Regions from separate parts of the Homo sapiens genome. Here region 1 is linked to region 2. Evidence: chromatin contacts called from ENCODE Hi-C or POLR2A ChIA-PET data. All regions are on one chromosome and are shown on one strand. The core of a region is the stretch at or near the end of the contact, and the rest is flanking DNA. Distances in the headings are between cores, read along the strand shown.

Region 1 (5,605 bases), core at 830-3,329, 270 kb after region 2:
TATAATTATATCACACATATTATATATTAGTATATATTTTTGTTTATAGAACTGTATATGTAATATATAATTAGTAATTAGTAATATATTACTATTAGTAATTATATATTACATACTTCTATATCATATATTAATAAATATAATTATATAATATATATTATTGTTTGCTATGCATTGCACAATTTTTCTAAAAAAGCTCCCTGGGTAATAATGATTAGTACAAAGCACAATGGACACACAGAGATTAATGCTGTGTGAATCCTGCCTTAAGGCTAGTAGGAACTTGGGATTAAAACCCCTTTCTCTTCAATTATTTTTTAAAAGTAATGATATAAATTTTACTATAGAGTCAAGATACCTATTGTACCTCATGGTAACTATAATCAATAACAATATATTGTATACTTGAAAACAGGTAAGAGAGTAGATTTTAAGTGTTATCACAAAAAATAAGTATGTGAGGTAATGTATATGTTAAATAGCTTGATTTAGCCATTTCACAATGCATACACATATCAAAACATCATCATTTAGCCACAAGAAAGAAGGAAATCCTGCCATTTGCAGCAATATGGCTGAGCTTGGATGACATTAAGTAAAATAGGCCAGGCACAGAAGGATAAACACTGCACTGTTCTCACTCATATGTGGAAGCTGGAAAGTTGATCTAGAAGTGGAGAGTAGACTAGAGGTTACTTGAGGCTGGGAAGGGAAGAGGAGGGACATAGACAAAAGCTGGTTAACAGATACAAAAGCACAACTAGAGGCTGGACATGGTGGCTCTCGCCTGTAATCCCAGCACTTTGATAGGCTGAGGCGGGAGGGTAACTTGAGCCCAGGAGTTCTAGACCAGCCTAGGCAACATGGCGTAACCCCATCTCTACAAAAAATAACCCGGCGTGGTGGTGTACACCTGTAGGCCCAGCTACTCGGGAGGCTGAGAAGAGATGATCACCTGTGCCTGGAAGGTCAAGGCTGCAGTGAGCCATGACTGCACCACTGCACCCCAGCCTGGGCAACAGAGTGAGACCGTGTCTCAAAAAAATAAAAATAAAAGTGCACAGCTAGAGAGGAGGAATGGGTTGAGCACCTGTAGGCACTGTAGGGTAACTCTAATAATTTATTGCATATTTTCAATTAGCTTGAAGAGCATATTTTGAATGTTCCCAAGGCAAAGTAATGATAACTTTGTCTGTGGTGACAGATATGCTAATTACCCTGATTTGATCATCACACAGTATATTCATACATGGAAATATCACAATGTCCCCCATAAATATTTGCAAGTATTATGTATCAACTAAAAATAATAAAAGCAAAAAACACATCATGTTGTACACCATAAATTTATATGTTTTCTTACCATCAGTTAAAATACAAATAAAAATCTTAAAAAGAAAGAAAAACGCTGGGCATAGTGGCTCATGCCTATAATCCCAGCACTTTGGAAGGCTAAGGCAGGAGGATCGCTTGAGCCCAGGAGTTCAAAACCAGCCTGGGCAACATGGCAAGACCTCGTCTCTACAAAAAGTAAATAAAAAGTTAGCTGGGCGTGGTATGCTCCTGTAGTCCCAGCTACTCAGGAGGCTGAGGTGAGAGGACTGCTTGAGCCCAGGAGGTCAAGGCTGCAGTGAGCTGTGATTGTGCCACTGCACTCGAGACTGGGTAAGCAAAAAAATAAAAAATAAAAAATTACAGCATATGGGATTGTATAGAACAGGATAATGTCAACAAAGCAGAATGAAAGAGAATAGTTCAGCCTGAATTACTAAAATGACAAAGCAAGAGAGCATTTTTAAAGAAATATTATTTCATTATCTACAAGTAAACACAGTCAAACCACTTTTTTTGTCCCCCGAGACAGGGTCTCGCTCTGTCACCCAGACTGGAGTGTGGTGATGCAATCACAGATCACTGCAGCCTCGACCTCCCAGGCTCAAGCGATCCTCCCACCTCAGCCTCTTCAGTAGCTGGGACCACAGGCACACACCACCAGGCCTGGCTAATTTTTTCTGTTTTTTTTTTTGTAGAGTCAGAGTCTCGCTACGTAGCCCAGGCTGGAAAACCACATCTTTACTAATGTGCGCAACCCACGTTAACATCCTGTGAGACAGCAATCACATTTATCTCATCTTCATTGTATATCACCAGCACCTGACCACAGGCACTTAGCAAGCATTTGCTAAACGGATGACTCAATGACTACAGTCATCTCCACTATGTTTATAAAATTTTACCTTGAAAAGGTCTCTAGGAATCTGCCTTCATGAAAAGATAAGAATTCTACTTTATGATCTCAATCATTTTATAAATGGTACAGTACTCCAAAATTACTTGAAAAACTTCATTGTTATATGTACTCAATCTCATTTAAACTATTTTGCAAACTCTTTTAATTTTTTTAAAATATGGAATGCTTCCCCAATATGCATGTCATCCTTGCACAGGGGCCACGCTCATCTTCTTTGTTGCCTTTCAATTTTAGTCTATATGCTGCTGAAGCGAGCACTGCAAGCTCCTTAGCACATGCAAAAGTCAGTGTCAGCTTGGTTTGCACATGAAATTCTAGAATTTGGAATTTGTGGAATTCAAATGAAGTTTTAACTACTTAAAAATCACACACTTGCACACATGCAATCTAAGGAGAGCATAAAAGAATGCTGAGTATTTTGCAATCCTTACCTACTTGGTATATTCCTGATGATAAAGGGGAGCGAGAGAAAAACTACAATTATGCACAGACGCAGCAATGGCAGCCCATCTCCTGCCTCATCTCTCCCTTCACATCTTCACTAAGGGGATCCAGTGGTTATGATTTGAGTTATTTTAAAGCTAGAATAGCTGGGAACACAGTGACATCTGAGTAAATAATCTCTTAAGGGTTCATGGATGGCCATGAGGGTATGTGTCAGGGCCTAGTCACCTTCCAAAAACAGTCAGCTGGAAAAGGAATAAAGCACAACCTCCAATTTACCAAAACTGAAACAACAGTGTTCTCTCAGCTTCCATTGCAAGGTGGGTCCTTAATATGCCACATGACCTGGGACAGTCGTCAACAGCCTTGCCAAGAAGCCTAAAGAGAGCCGGTAGCTGTACCACCCGCAGGAGTGAGAGGGAACGCTGGTCCCATGGCAACATGGAAGAGGGCTCCATAATGGATCTCAAGCAGCCTCCCTCCCCGCTCCCCACCTCCATTAATTTTTACTTCATTACGACTTTCAACAAAAGAAATATTTTTATGTGAATTATAAAACAGGCCGAACATGGTGGCTCACGCCTGTAATCCCAGCACTTTGGGAGGCCGAGGTGGGCAGATCACATAAGGCCAGGAGTTCAAGACCAGCCTGGCCAACATGGCAAAACCCCATTTCTACTAAAAATACAAAAATTGGCCAGGTGTGGTGGTATACGTCTGTAATCCCAGCTACTCGGGAGGCTGAGTCATGAGAATCGTTTGAGCCTGGGAGGCAGAGGTTGCAGTGAGCCAAGATAGCACCACTGCCCTACAGCCTAGGCAACAGGAAGAGACTCTGTCTCAAAAAGCAAAAAATTTTAAAAAATAAAATAACTGAAAGCTAGGAGAAAAACTCAGAATATTTTAAAATAGGATATTTAATTTTCTATGCAAGCAATAAAATACCTACACAGCAGCATTAAAGCTATCTAATGGCACCTTTCAAGAAGTAAAGTTCTAAAAGTAAATTGATATTTATAGTGAGAAAACTATCTTTCTACAACATGAAAATAATGTACAGATTCTGCTATCTCTTCAAATTGTAACAGCAGCATCTGAGCTTCTAATATTCACAAAATCATCTAATTCGCTTCTTTCCTTCACATTCAAGCTCTCGGTCCCAGAGCTGTGATGCTTACTACCTGGATTCTGAGCCTATGTTGAGAGTGGTGTTTGATTTTTGTTATTCTTATAGAATATACTGGCTGTAATACCATCAGAAGGCATTAAATGCAGGCACTGAAAGTAAGGTTTTCTCAGATAAGCAATGAACAGAACTTGGAAAAATCCAGAGCTCTTTCCACGCCCCCCCAAATATTTCTTTCCAAGGATCAAAACGAGATTCTAATCCTGTCTATCTGAAACAGTATCGGTTACCATGGTGCTAAATAATTTTTAAGATTTTGAAAAACCACATCCAAAGAAAAAACTCTTCCCTTTTTCTAAGGGGATGTCCTTAACATTACAAAAGAACCAAGTGGAAGGAGCTGGAAGGAACTTCAAGGACCAGCTAGTGCAGCCCCACAGGAGCCTTGAAGGCTGAGCAACCCGCGAGGCCACAAGCGTGTCAGTGAGAGGAGACAAGGACAGGCTAGGGCAGCCCCACAGGAGCCTCAAAGGCTGAGCCACCCGCGAGGCCACAAGCGTGTCAGTGAGAGGAGAGGCCCCTGGGCTTCTGTCCAGTCTGTTCATTTCTAGAATACAGTTCACTCTGCACTGCATTTCCATACAGAGAAATTTATGATTAAAAACTGTAAGTATAAAAATTCCTATTAAAAATAATATCCTGGCCGGGCGTGGTGGCTCATGCCTATAATCCCAGCACTTTGGGAAGGCGAGGCGGATGGATCGCTTGAGTCAAGGAGTTCAAGACCAGCCTGAGCAACACGGTGAAACCTTGTCTCTACAAGAATATACAAAAATTAGCCAGGTGTGATGGCAGAGGCCTGTAATCCCAGCTACTAAGGAGACTGAGGTGGGAGGATCGCCTGAGCCTGAGAGGTCGAGGCTGCAGTGAGCCGGGACTGTGCCACTGCACTCCAGCCTCAGTGATAGAGCAAGACCCTGTCTCAAAAAAAAATAGTAATAATAATATTCTGAGGCCTCCCAATGATCTTTGCATTACTGAAATTCAATCCTTAAATAAAAATAAACCTCCAGCAAATACAACAGCTGCAGTAGCACATCTATTTAATACAACCTGTTACACTAAAAACAAGCTACCTTGCTATCACTCCAAAAAAATGCTCCCAAGTCTAAAGACTTGTGGGTCTCACTTTATTACAGTGCATCAGCCTTAACAGTCATACCCTTTAGAACAGGAGTGAAGTTCATTTTATACCTGGCCTGTGAAGCTGTCTGTGACTCCCAAAGTAAACATGCTAAACCATCTGATCACACTAAACCACCTGGTGGAAGAAAGATCTAGGAACAGAACTTAACATAATTGACTTGGGCCTATGATAAACAAACAACTTTCTGACTGACAGTTGTGAATCCTGGAATTGGTTCCTAAGAAAGCTATTGAATCCTGGGGGCAGTTTTTGAGACTCTGGTTTCAGTGTGCTTCCTCCTTGACCTCTGGGCAGGCAAATCGTGAGGACTCTTAACTAGAGTGAAGCGAGGCTATTAACCTTAAGACGTACCCCAGTGAATCCCTGGCCCCAAAGCAGACACCAATACCACGTTAGATGGTGACAACTGGTGCTAAGAAACCACAGGAATGATGAATTTTCCATTTCCCAGATTTCTTTTTTAAGGGTTTAGCATTTGAAATACTGTAAGGCCCCAGCCTTTGGACTCTCATAGGGACTACTTTTAATGGGAAGAACCAGAAGAGTCACAGACCGCTCTGCGGAGCTCTGTGGGACC
Region 2 (5,564 bases), core at 2,262-4,761:
TTCATGAGGAAGTCACTGGTAACTAAAGTCATAAAATGGATGATACCATCTCAATGGAGAGTGAAATAAGAAACTATAAGGGTCTAATATTGAGCAATAAGAAATCCACAACCAAAGAAAGAGTAGAGGAAGACAAGTCACAAAGACATGGGGAAGCAGCGGCCACAGAGGTCGGAGGAAACCCACAGAGTGCAAGTGATGGAGCCACCAGAAGGGAACACGGGATGCCGGAGGGAGAGCACGGCCAGCAGTCCTTAACGCAGGTCAAAGGTCAGGTGAGATGAGGGGTTAAAACGACCTTTGAACCTAGAGACACAGAGGTCACTGGAGACCTTACCAAGAATGATTTTGGTGGAGTAGAGATGGCTGCAGCCAGCTTGGAGGAGGTGAAGGAATGAGTGGAAGGCAGGAAATGAAGCAGGAAGAGAACTCTTTTAAGGAGGTTAGCTGGAAAGAGGAGAAAAGCAGTAGTGAACAAGGTTGATTTTACAGCTTGGAAGCTGTGGAACCCGAAGCATATTAAATGCTGATTGGAAGCATTCAGCATCAAGGGATAAATAGAAATCGCAGAAGGGCTACAATTATAAACCTGAAAAACTCAAGAGACTCAAATGAGAAAGTATTAGGAATGCATTCAGTAAGCTGGTTGTTTAAAAATCAATATTAAAAAAATCAATAGCCTTCTAAATATAGATAACTACTTGGAATGTTAAAATAGAAGTTATAATGAAAGAAAACAATCCATTCCTAATAACAACAAAATGCCATAAGATGCCTAGGAATAAACATAGCAAGACACATAGGATCTATTTGAAGAAGACAATAAAATCCCAGCAAGGGCCATAGGAGGAAAGATTGGACAAAGAAAGAGACAAACCTTGTTCTTGGATACATAGACAACGCTATCAGAAAAAAAGTCAATTTTTCCTCTATTAGCTGTTACATTGAACACATTAACAATTAAAATGTTAATAGGATTTGGGTGGAATGTTACTAAGTGATTCTGAAAAAGAGCAATGAAGTGGGTTTAGAACAGCCAGTTTAAAAAACGTGCTATAAATCTCATTAGAGTAATAAAAAGAACATGTCAGTGACAAAAGCAGACAGATCAATGGACTAAAATAGCGAGCTAGAAATAGGCCAATTGCGGGAACATAAGCAAACAGACATTTCTAACCTATGAGTAAAAAATGGATTTTCAATACGTCGTGTTGAGACAGCCGGCTTGCCACTGGGGGAAATTGTACAGCTGTTTCCGGCATTGGACCTCACGCCTCAACAGACGCCCACGGCCTGGAAGAGGGCACAGCAGGGATGTCTGGGTCAGAATCTGGGTTGCATTCACTCTGTGAAATGTGAGTAAGTTGGACATGTACGATGTGGGCACTTCCACGTGTATGTTATACTTCAATCAAAAGTGTACACTCCCCCCCCTTGCCCTCTCAAAAAAGAAAATGCCATAGAAGGCCTGGAAGAAAAGAGGTGTGTGTTTTTTATAATCCTAGTTGCAGACTCGAGAAATATACAGAGAAATACTGATACATTTGAGTGTCTATGAACCCCGCACAGAAAAAGGAGAACACGAACAAGAATGAAAGACAAATAACAAATCTCTGCAACGTAATTGCCAAATACGGAATATTTGTAATATGTCAGAAAAACTGCTAAAAATCCTTTATAGACAAACCCACCCACCCACACATATATATACACACATATTTATGAAAGGCTCTTACAGATCCATGCTTTAAAGACTGAATTGAAAAATGGGCAAGTACCTGAGTGGGCAAGCTAAAAAAGATAAATTACCCAATTAAAATATGAATAAGAACATTCAGTACCATTCCTAATAAAAGAAACACTAATTACAATAATAAAGAGGTATCATTTATTGCCAGTGAGATTGGCAAAGATGAAAGACTAACATCTGTGGCCGATATGTGAAGCAACAAGGCTCTCAGGCACTGGGACAAGCTCGCCCAAGAGGACTTGAGCACAATGTACCAAAATGAAAGCGAGCAGACCCCTTCACCTACCAATCCAATTTCTAGGGATTCACCCTAAGGAGATAATTGCACAATTGGATAAAAATGTAAGCACAGCTGGGCCCGATGGCTCACGCCTGTAATCCCAGCACTTTAGGAGCCAAAGTGGGAGGATTGCTTGAGCCCAGGAGTTCAAGCCCAGCCTCCAACCTGGGCAACATGGCAAGACACCACCTCTACAAAAAAAAAAAAAAAAAAAAATAGCAGGGTGTGGTGGTGAGCACCTGCAGTCCCAGCTACTCAGGAGACTGAGATAGGAGGATCATGTGAGCCCAGGAAGTTGAGGTGGCAATAAGCTGTGATCGCACCACTGCCTGTCAGCCTGGGCAACAGAGTGAGACCCTGTCTTAAAACAAAACAAAACAAAAAACAAAAGCAAGCACAAGGATGCTCATTACTGTTTTTTTTTTGGGGGGGGTGGGGGCGTTGGGGGTGGGGAGAGGGATAGAGTCTCGTTCTGCTGCCCAGGATGGAATGCAGTGGCGTGATCTCAGCTCACTGCAACCTCCACCTCCCAGTTTCAATCGATTCTCCTGCTTCAGCCTCCAGAGTAGCTGGGATTAAAGGCACCCGCCACCACACTCAGATAATTTTTGTTTAGTAGAGACGGGGTTTTGCCATGTTGGCCAGGCTGGTTTCTAACTCCTGACCGCAAATGATCCGATGCCTGCCTCAGCCTCCCAAAATTCTGGGATTATAGATGTGAGCCAGCATGCCTAGCCTTATTATTGTGGTTTATATTAAAATCTTTCTGAAATAGTTGAGATGTTCAATAATACAGAACTAACTGAAAAGTAACTTCTGGGATATACATACAATGAAATATTTTTCAGCTTAATGCCTATTTTTTATATTTATGGACATGAAAAATGTCTACAACATACGAACAAAAGATCTTTTTCTTCCTTTTCCTTTCCTTCCTTCCTTTTCTTTTCTTTCTCCCCTCCCTCTCCTCTGTCCATACATAAAAAAAGAAAAAGAGAGAGAGAGTAAAAGAGCAGGCTATAAAAAGTACTATGATATTTGGGTGAAATTTATACTCTTTTTTTTTTTATTTGAGCCTACATCACTAACAATGTATATGCATATTTATACACACACACATAGAAAAATATATTTTAAAAGCCTCATTAAAATGTTTATCTTTGTTATCATTAAATGGTGAGATATTAGTAAAGTTTCAATTCTACTTTGTAGGTTTTTGTGTTTTCAGGATGGAAGAAAAAAAATCACGTGGTCAAAATTGCCCTTGGGAAAACTCTTAAATCACTCAAAATACAGCACACACAAACATATTTATAAATTAGAGGCTAAGATCCTCTCCTTGACCGAACCCTAGCCCAGCTCCTATGAGCCCTCTTCTCCACTAGGCCTTGACCTTGCCCTGACACTTAAACACTAACGTAGTTTCTAAGAGCTCAAGGACACACCCTTATGAGGCTCCAGCCACCCTTGAAGGGCCTCCCTGAGAAAACTCAAGGCTGCCCAAGAATCTATTTGTTCTAGCTGACATCTGAAGATAGGGCCCCAGGTTCCCAGCCTTGACAGAGCCTAACTTTAAAGAGCGCCACTTAGCAAATCCAGGTGGGATTTACACAGACTGACACCCACTTACAGGTATTTGTAATGTTTCACTTCACTGACTGTGCTCAAGCCCCTGCCACCCTCCTAAGACCGCTGCCACTCTCCCTTTGAAACACCCAGTCACCTCTGTACAAATGGAGGCTGAGTTCAGTTCACCGTGGACTCTTCTCTTTTGCAATAGTTATTACTGATTAAAACCTTGGCCGGGCACAGTGGCTCACGCCTGTAATCCCAGCACTTTTCGGAAGCCAAGGTGGACAGATCACTTGAGGTTAGGAGTTTTAGACCAGCCCTGCCAACATGGCAAACCCTCGTCTCTATTAAAAATAAAAAAATTAGTGGGGCATGGTGGTGTGCGCCTGTAGTCCTAGCTACTCGGGACGCTGAGGCATGAGAATTGCTTGAACCCAGGAGGCAGAGGTTGTAGTGGGCTGAGATCGCACCATTGCACTCCAGCCTAGGCGACAGAGCAAGACTCTGTCTCAAAAACCCCCAACCCCAAAACAAAACAAAACAAAACAAAACAAAACAAAAACCAAACCAATCCTTACCCCTTTAACTAGTGCCCAGCTCTGTTGATCTTTGACAACGTACAGTTTCTCAATAAGTTCATGGCTTATTGGAAATCACTTCTGAAAAAATTAAATGGATGTAATTTGATTCCCATTAACTTGTGAAGTTCTCTGTCATCTTACGAGCTGATTTTTTTTCCCCATGCTTCAAGAGAACATCAGGCATTTATATAGGACAAAAAGATCATCTTTCGGCTGTAACCATTAAATTAGGGTTTTTTTGTGACCCTTGAAAGATAAGACTTTGGTTAAAAGATTGAAAATTAAAGCTAGATAGGAGGAATAAGTTCTAATGCTCTATACCATTATGGTATGACAATAGTTAATAATATATAGCTTCGACAACCTACACCTCCCAGCCGCCTGCCTTGGCCTCCCAAAGTGCCGAGATTGCAGCCTCTGCCCGGCCGCCACCCCGTCTGGGAGGTGTGCCCAACAGCTCATTGAGAACGGGCCAGGATGACAATGGCGGCTTTGTGGAATAGAAAGGCGGGAAAGGCGGGGAAAGGATTGGGAAATCGGATGGTTGCCGGGTCTGTGTAGAAAGAGGTAGACATGGGAGACTTTTCATTTTGTTCTGCACTAAGAAAAATTCCTCTGTCTTGGGATCCTGTTGATCTGTGACCTTACCCCCAACCCTGTGCTCTCTGAAACATGTGCTGTGTCCACTCAGGGTTAAATGGATTAAGGGCGGTGCAAGATGTGCTTTGTTAAACAGATGATTGAAGGCAGCATGCTCGTTAAGAGTCATCACCAATCCCTAATCTCAAGTAATCAGGGACACAAACACTGCGGAAGGCCGCAGGGTCCTCTGCCTAGGAAAACCAGAGACCTTTGTTCACTTGTTTATCTGCTGACCTTCCCTCCACTATTGTCCCATGACCCTGCCAAATCCCCCTCTGTGAGAAACACCCAAGAATTATCAATAAAAAAATAAATTAAAAAAAAAAAAAAAAAATAAAATAAAAAATAAAAAAAAAATAAAAAAAAAAAAAAAAGAAAGATAAGACTTTATCTTTCATCCTTATCCAAGCCAGACTTAATTTTTTTTTTTTTTTTTTGGTGAGAGAGAGAAAGTCTCGCTCTATCGCCCAGGCTGGAGTATAGTGGTGTGATCTTAGCTCACTGCACCTCCGCCTCCCAGGTTCTAAGGGATTCTCCTGCCTCAGCCTCCTGAGTAGCTGGGATTACAGGTGCCTGCCACCATGCCCAGCTAATATTGTATTTTTAGTAGAAACTGGTTTTCACCATGTTGGCCAGGCTGGTCTCGAACTCCTGACCTCAGATGATCAATCAGCCTCGGCCTCCCAAAGTGCTGGGATTACAGGCATGAGCCACCGCGCCTGGCCAGAAATGTAAATTT

What was found. A loop is a pair of places that touch in the nucleus more often than their neighbours do. ChIA-PET counts read pairs that join two places held with the same protein, here RNA polymerase II (POLR2A).
Region 1: a loop to region 2 is called in a map with no recorded cell type, with 3 times the contacts of the local background. The contact joins two enhancer-like sites. A Hi-C loop is called at or near these places in 1 of 37 single-sample maps with no recorded cell type. POLR2A ChIA-PET finds 5 or more read pairs at or near these places in 1 of 52 experiments (OCI-LY7).

What each region holds. Positions count from the first base shown.
Region 1 is chr7:138,873,957-138,879,561 of GRCh38, forward strand. KIAA1549 reads right to left here. Exons shown (of 20, transcript NM_001164665.2): 12 at 5,582-5,605. It also overlaps the pseudogene RNU6-1272P. Among named protein-coding and RNA genes, the nearest start is that of ATP6V0A4, 79 kb to the left of the region's middle. Within about 2 kb of position 2,080, at least 3 of the 41 ENCODE cell types and tissues checked have a DNase peak (open chromatin) inside an H3K27ac peak, as active enhancers do.
Region 2 is chr7:138,607,265-138,612,828 of GRCh38, forward strand. All of the region lies in intron 14 of SVOPL (SVOP like), which reads right to left. Among named protein-coding and RNA genes, the nearest start is that of SVOPL, 91 kb to the right of the region's middle. RefSeq lists a silencer at 3,580-3,874. Within about 2 kb of position 3,512, at least 3 of the 41 ENCODE cell types and tissues checked have a DNase peak (open chromatin) inside an H3K27ac peak, as active enhancers do.